3 separate regions of the Homo sapiens genome follow, and all the other regions are linked to region 3. Evidence: chromatin loops called from intact Hi-C (ENCODE). Cell type or tissue: GM12878. All regions are shown on one strand. Region 1 overlaps AHR (aryl hydrocarbon receptor). Region 2 overlaps AHR (aryl hydrocarbon receptor). Region 3 overlaps LINC02888 (long intergenic non-protein coding RNA 2888).

What was found. A loop is a pair of places that touch in the nucleus more often than their neighbours do. Peaks named below come from ENCODE experiments on the same cell type or tissue, not always from the same donor. Only the 100,000 strongest peaks of a DNase experiment are listed, where the experiment ranks them.
Region 1: a loop joins it to region 3, with 1.9 times the contacts of the local background. A loop is called at or near these places in 3 of 110 quality-filtered maps.
Region 2: it touches region 3 in a loop (3-fold over the local background); 3 of 110 quality-filtered maps call a loop at or near these places.

The regions. Positions count from the first base shown.
Region 1 is chr7:17,341,103-17,343,602 of GRCh38, forward strand. It overlaps AHR (aryl hydrocarbon receptor), which reads left to right. Exons shown (of 11, transcript NM_001621.5): 11 at 1,819-2,500. The coding sequence ends at 1,962. Among named protein-coding and RNA genes, the nearest start is that of LINC02888, 33 kb to the right of the region's middle. In GM12878, no CTCF peak of the experiment used is centred here; no DNase peak of the experiment used is centred here.
Region 2 is chr7:17,303,473-17,305,972 of GRCh38, forward strand. All of the region lies in intron 1 of AHR (aryl hydrocarbon receptor), which reads left to right. Among named protein-coding and RNA genes, the nearest start is that of AHR, 6.1 kb to the left of the region's middle. In GM12878, no CTCF peak of the experiment used is centred here; no DNase peak of the experiment used is centred here; H3K4me3 peaks cover 449 bases.
Region 3 is chr7:17,401,614-17,404,113 of GRCh38, forward strand. The region is part of intron 1 of LINC02888 (long intergenic non-protein coding RNA 2888); the gene reads left to right. Among named protein-coding and RNA genes, the nearest start is that of LINC02888, 28 kb to the left of the region's middle. In GM12878, no CTCF peak of the experiment used is centred here; DNase peaks (open chromatin) are centred at 828 and 1,438; H3K4me3 peaks cover 1,107 bases; H3K27ac peaks cover 1,867 bases.

The DNA of each region.
Region 1 (2,500 bases), 61 kb before region 3:
GTTTTAAAGAATATCTTGACTAAAATTAAGCTCCTTGACCCCTGTTTACTCTGTATTAGAGTATAATAATTAAAAGTATGACCTGAAGCTTTATCTTTAATTGTATTTTCTGGCTTTTTCATACATTTTGCTTGTCTAATCGTATATGAGCTTTTTAATAGAAAAGGACAGTGAAAATTTTTCTTATTCCTTACATCCTTCAATTATATTAAAATTGAATAATATTCAGTTATAGTCCGTCTCACAAAATTGCTATGAAAGTATATTTTACTCTTGAGTAAAGCAAATTGTACAGAAGTTAATTCTGTAAAATTACATTTTGAATAAGGAGTTGCATGAGTACCACATAAGTTCTTTGCAGTGTTTTCCCCTCACTACTTTTCACTGCTTCTTTGTAAATAACCAAATAATTCTATAGACCTACATATGTTCCAGAGTACATGTTATTGAGCTAAGACACTCAATATTGAGCCACTGAGTAGCTGTTCAGCACTTGAAATGTGGCTAGTCCAAATTGAGATGTGCTGTGTGAAGTACACATTGGATTTTTGGATTTTGAAGACTTGGCTTGAAAAAAGAATGTAAAATATCTCATCTTTTATTATTGATTTCATGTTGAAATGATTAGTTTTTTCAGTAGCCGCATTACAAAAGTAAAAAGAAACAGGTAAAATTAACTTTAGAAATGTATTTTATTTAATCTACTGTAGCCAAAAATTTAAGTTCTGTATGTGGCTCACATTATATTTCTATTGGATTACACTGCTGTGTACAGTATGTTTAAAGAGAATGGTGACATGAATTGTGTTATGAGTAATGAGAAAAAATCATTTTAAACTCACCATTATCTGGCCAGGTAATACTAACTTTTTATTTAAAGAATTTACAGTGTTGCCATTCATTGAAGATACAGGTTATATGATTTTTACTATAGATTTTATATATGTTTTGGAGGATCTGTGAAGTAATTAACATTTTGATTACTGAAGCCAGTTATGTAGGCTTTACAAAGGTAGATTTTATTTGAAGCAATTAAGGATATGATTTTAATCTGTTTTAAAGTTTCCAGAACGTCCACTAACTAAAATATAAAGGCTCTGTAATCTATAAAACTCTACAGAGCTATACATCTTCATGTCCTTCCTTTTTATTTTTCTTTTTTCTACTAGCAGTTATAGAAACCAGATTCATTGCAGTGTAAGAAAACAAGACAGAGCATTTTCTTTTGGTAACTTGATTCTGTAATTAGAACTATGCTTTCAGTAGTATTCATTAATTAAAAGTATATTATGAATAAGAAATCGGTTAAGAAAATCATACCTGTGGTGTAATATTTTAGGAATATTTAGAAACATTTAGAAAATCAGAAGCTGCCTTTTTTGGAAAAGTTTTGCATTCCAGTGTAAGATTCCTGAATATAATCAATTCATTGATACCTATAACTTCAAACCTGGTCAAAGCAAACCTACTTATGATAGAGAATATTTAACTGTAATTTGTGACTTGTGCTGTTTGACCCATCAATTCCTACCTGACCCAAAGGCAATCTGAAATGAGACAGCTGCATCACTCATCTGTACCATGTTCAAAATTTCCTGTCAAATTAATGGAAAAACAGGTTATAAATGCAACTAATACATAATATGTCCTCAGTATGTCTTCACTGTGTGAAAGATTTAAAATTTAGCAACAGTAAAGGAACTTGAAGTTTACAACTCTCAGGGGTAAGATTTTAAAAATACATGTTAATGTTATTTACTGGCTTAAGATACTTGGAAGATCTATTCCAATAAGTTGCATCACCATTTTTGTTTTCAGTTTCAGAATGGAGTTTTAAATGAAACATATCCAGCTGAATTAAATAACATAAATAACACTCAGACTACCACACATCTTCAGCCACTTCATCATCCGTCAGAAGCCAGACCTTTTCCTGATTTGACATCCAGTGGATTCCTGTAATTCCAAGCCCAATTTTGACCCTGGTTTTTGGATTAAATTAGTTTGTGAAGGATTATGGAAAAATAAAACTGTCACTGTTGGACGTCAGCAAGTTCACATGGAGGCATTGATGCATGCTATTCACAATTATTCCAAACCAAATTTTAATTTTTGCTTTTAGAAAAGGGAGTTTAAAAATGGTATCAAAATTACATATACTACAGTCAAGATAGAAAGGGTGCTGCCACGGAGTGGTGAGGTACCGTCTACATTTCACATTATTCTGGGCACCACAAAATATACAAAACTTTATCAGGGAAACTAAGATTCTTTTAAATTAGAAAATATTCTCTATTTGAATTATTTCTGTCACAGTAAAAATAAAATACTTTGAGTTTTGAGCTACTGGATTCTTATTAGTTCCCCAAATACAAAGTTAGAGAACTAAACTAGTTTTTCCTATCATGTTAACCTCTGCTTTTATCTCAGATGTTAAAATAAATGGTTTGGTGCTTTTTATAAAAAGATAATCTCAGTGCTTTCCTCCTTCACTGTTTCA
Region 2 (2,500 bases), 98 kb before region 3:
CATACATAATTTGTACTTGCTCATCCCCATACTTGTGTTTTTACGTCCTTTCCTCTTAGAGTCTTTTCTCCTGTCTTATTGATTTGCTACCCACCTCCCTTCCTCTTTAAAACATTGTTTTTAAAGGCTGCATAATACTCTGTTGTACTAATATTCTATAATTTTTTTAACTGTTTTTCTTTTGGGAGGAAATTTTATTCCCAACCATTTAATACTTTAATATTTCAGAGAATACCCTTGGGACGTGTAAATTTTAATGCAAATTTATTTTTTTAGGAAAAAATTCCTGTAAGGGAATTTTGGGATAGAAAAGTATGTGTTGTTTTAAGGTTGAACCAAATCGTACACTCCAAGAGATAGTATCAAATTAAGAAAAATTTACTAATTACATTCCATCATCAATCTGGGGATGTGACTATATCTTTGCATTTTTGCTTAAAAAATATTATTGTCAATTTCATAGGCAAAAGTGTGGTTGGTAATTAAAGTTATATGTTGGGATCATGGTTATGTATAGGAGAAGCACTTGTATTTGCAGATTTTCTACTTAGGGTGTCCTTTACGTATTCATTTGTTTTGTCTTACATTTTTCAGTCATCTTTTAGTTTGTTCTTTTTACTTCTTTCTATTGAAATATTGTTTTAAAATGTATTCCTATTAAATAATACTGGCAGATTTTAAAAGTCAATTATATATGTGGCACATCTTAAGTATAGCATGTGAGGCCTTATCTTTTGATGTCTTACTGTGGTAGTTAGGGATTTTAGTGCTGTCTTGTCTCACTTTAACCTTTTTCACCTTCCTGCATCCTCCCAATATATTTTATCACAATTTTGGATTATATACACATTAGTGTTGTATTATTTTTGACTGTATATTGTTTACTGTTTAGCTAAGTAATATACTGTGATTATATTTGCCTTCCTGTTCTATGCTATTATTGATTTCTTTTCTACCATCTTCCTGTTTATTAGCATCTGGGTTTAGCTGTCACTTAGGTTCATCGGAGACAGAGTTTGTGTTTCTGGCTCCTGCTTTTCTTGTTTTGGTGTGGTTTTCTGGAAGAGAAGGGTAGTTGCAGAAAGCTAGATATTCTGCCGTCACAGAAACAGAAGTGTCTTGCCTGTATTTAAGACCCGATTTAGATGCCACATCTCCATGAACTCTTTTGCAGCACCTGTGTTACTGAGCAATATATTATGCTTGATTTTGCCATGTTATAAAATATATTTCCTCCTAGTAGGAAAAAGAATGTCTTTAAAGATAGGACTATTATTTGTCTTTGAAACTACCAGAGCTTCCCAGTACAGTACCATGCACTTAGTACATATTTGAGATGTACTAATTTAACAATTAACTACCACTTAAAATTTTTTTGGTAATGTTTTAGTGATTCTGGTAAGGCAGATACATTTTATGCGGGTTCGAGGGGGAATAAAAATGTGTGTTTGCGTAGAAGAAGGGGGAGGGGAAACAATGAGTTTTCCAGGATTATGGAACTAGTAGTGGTTTCTAGGCCATATTTCATTTTCCTGATCTTCCCTGCTAATGTCTTGTGCTAGAAACTATGCTGTTTATATCTCATCATCTCTCCTCAGGTATAGCAAACAAAAGGGAAAGGAAAGAACTCATCACAATTATAGGGCAGCAGCAGGAGGGTGGCAGAAGACTTCTGACTCATTAAAAGTGGCTTCCAGCCAGAATTCTCAGAAGTTTTTGTAGATGTTTTTGACTCATATAGGGAAATAAAATATCCAGCTGTGTTCAGCCTGACAATGAAGTTGGGGTCTATTTGTGCTATGTGTCACCTCCATTACATTAAGCACATAGTTTATGATTGTAAATATTTGAAATTTATATTCAGAGATAAATACGGATGCACTGAAGCTGGGGGAAGGAAATGAAGAATGAATGGGGTTAAGAGTTGGGCTTTATTGGGTGTAGGTAGTATGGTAGGGGGATTTTATTGAGGAATACTTCAGATTTCCTAGCTGTTAGATGGAGAGTAGCACCATAGTGCTGAGAAGCGGGTGCCCAACTCCAGGGGAATGTTGAATGGAAGGGCACAGGGTCAGGTACAGGGACTGGAAATAAAGATAAACAAGTTATGGGTAAGTAGACCAACGCAGTAAGAGTAGATTAAATCACCCCGAGGAAAAATCCGATAGAGCAAACTCAGTACTGTGAGAGGCAATCTCTTGTTAAAAAACGTCACTTTGATCTCATAGGATTACTGAAACCATATCTTTGCATGTCATTTTGAGGTTTTATAATGAATATTATATAAAACAGTTATATTTATGAGTAAACTTGGTTAATTTTTTCAGCTTTGCTTCAAACACTGGCTACAAATGATGAACCTCATAGACTTTTTTGATGGAGATGTTAAAAAGGCTTTCAAGATAGCATTCAGACTGGCATTGGGCATACTGTTGGGCCTGTTACCACCAGCAGTTAAAGCTTGCAGGGCTTCTAAACAGAAGCATGGCATGCAGTCAGC
Region 3 (2,500 bases):
CAACTGCTCAGAAAAGAAGAAAGCAAATATAAAAGAAATATGACCATTTTGTTATTTTGCTCTTACATGGAATTGAAATTAAGCTATATGGAAAATTCACTAAATTCTACCGATCTATCTTTTTAAAAGGGAAATGTTAAGCAGTTCTGAAAGAGTGCACCCAGCTTCCTTTCCAAAGGATACTGCTAATGGAGTTGAACACACCCTTCCTGTCACCCCAGGTGCTAAATATGTGGAAGTTGGGAATATCTAAATGCTTGGAGATCCTGAAGATACTCCCTGAGGTGGCTATAAAAAGACTACGCTTGGCTTCTGAGAATGTAGTGGCAGACACTTTCACTTTATTTTATTTTACTTTATTTTATCATGGGAGGAAGTTTTATTGAGTCACCATCCCCCTACACCTCAACTTCTCTTTTTTAAAAATATGTGTAAGTTTTTTCTACTTCTGTCTCTCAGGAACAGGTTTTTGGTGGTTCAGAAATTTCTCCCACTTTTACCTGACTGTGGGCAACCTCAGCAACAGAGGCTCCTGGAAATATCCTCCACCTATTTTTCTCAGATGTGAGAACGGTTGACTGGAGTTATGAGGGGGAAGTGGCTGGTGCAGAAAGTTGCCAAAAGGGTGATGGAAAGTTCTTTACTGATGAAAAAAGAAAAGAATAATAATTCATATTTATCTTTTGACCAAGACAAGATAGGAACAGAGGTGCCTTTGCTTGCTTTCACCTCAAGCAGGAAGTGAGAGTCCTATTAGCCTCTGGGTTCTGGGAAGTCAACGATTTGGGGTTATTTTTCTTCCCGCCCATTTCTTTACCTTACTCATAGGTTTAATATTGACCTCTGTCTTTATCACTGAATCTGTTTTTCAAATTGAGCAATTCTCAATTTGTCAGATGATTTATTTTTTACATATACATGAATGTTTTGTTGAAACAAGACTTTCAGCGGTATCAGTCATGGGGGAGCTTAGCTGTGAACCCGGAGGTGAGAGTAAAGTCTTAGAACAAAGAGGAATTCGAAATTACGGAACATTTTTAACTTCTTTACTCAGTGGTAAAGAATGGAACATCTTTTACGTCAAACTACTGAAGTTGTGGGCAAAATTACAAGCGATGATTATGCAGGATAGGTTAGTTTTTGGCCATTTTAGGCTTTTCTTGATTTTATGGAGTAGTCTGAAAGGAGTGAGCTGGTGAGAGAATTTACTAGGTGCTGAAGCAATGAGAACTGACAGCTGATATACAGGGGAAGAGCTCCGTTTCAGTCACATTGAATTTGAGGTGCCTTTAAGAGGAGGTAATCAGGAAGAATTTGCAACAGTTCTTTAAACCCCGGTGGATATCAGAGCTAATCATGTATCCGTGGGAGTTGTCAGGGTAAATCTGATGACTGATGCCAAGAACCTCACATAAGGAGGTCAGGTGGCATGAGAAGAGATGATGAGTGAGAACACAAGCTGAGAAAGAACAGTATTTAGAGGATGGACTGAAGGACAAGTGGGGGAGTTTGAAAATGCGGAGCTGTAGAGGTAAAGGACACTGAGTATATCTGCTCTGGTCCTTTGGGGACTTTCCACAGCACTAGCTTCACCTTGGTTGCTTGCCAACTGCTGAGACAGTAAGTCCAGATTTTAGTATTTGACCCACGCTGCCTTCTCCAGATCATGCTCCTTGATATTACCTCTGAATTTGCTGAAAGAAAAACATTTCCACTCAAATATCACTTGAACATGATTTATGAGTAAAATGAATAATATTTTACTATAAAACATACAGAGGTGAGTCTCATAACGATATTCAGGGTGGCCCCAAGCTATCTTCTTTTTTTTTATTTTTAAAGTTTTCAAAATATTTTCAGGCCAAGTGTGGTGGCTCATGCCTGTAATCCCAACACTTTGGGAGACTGAGGCAAGAAGATCACTTCAACTCAGGAATTTGAGACCAGTCTGGGCAACATAGCGAGACTTCATCTCCACTTAAAAAAAAAAAAAAAAAAAAAAAACTCAAATGTGGTGGCGCACGCCTTTGGTCCCAGCTACTTGGGAGCGCTGAGGTGGGAAATCTCTTGAGCCTGGGAAATAACGGCTACAGTGAGCTTTGATCGTGCCATTGCACTCTAGCCTGGGTGGCACAGTGAGACCCTGTTTCAAAAAAAGTGAATATATTTAAGGTATACAGCAGGATGTTTTAATATAGAGAGTTAAATGACTGCTATCGTTAGCTAATTAACATACCCATCTTCTCAGGTAGTTACCTTGTGTATGTGTGTGGTGAGAATACTTGAGATATACTCTCCTATCAAATTTCATGTATATAATATAGTATTACTAACTATGGTCACTATGCTATACATTAGATCTCTAGAATGTATTCACCCTACATACCTAAAATTTTATACACTTTGACCAGCACCTTCCCTTTCTTCTCTCCCAGCCCCTTCCCCTAATAACCACCATTCTACTCTCTGCTACTGTGAATTCAGCTGTTTGAGATTCCAC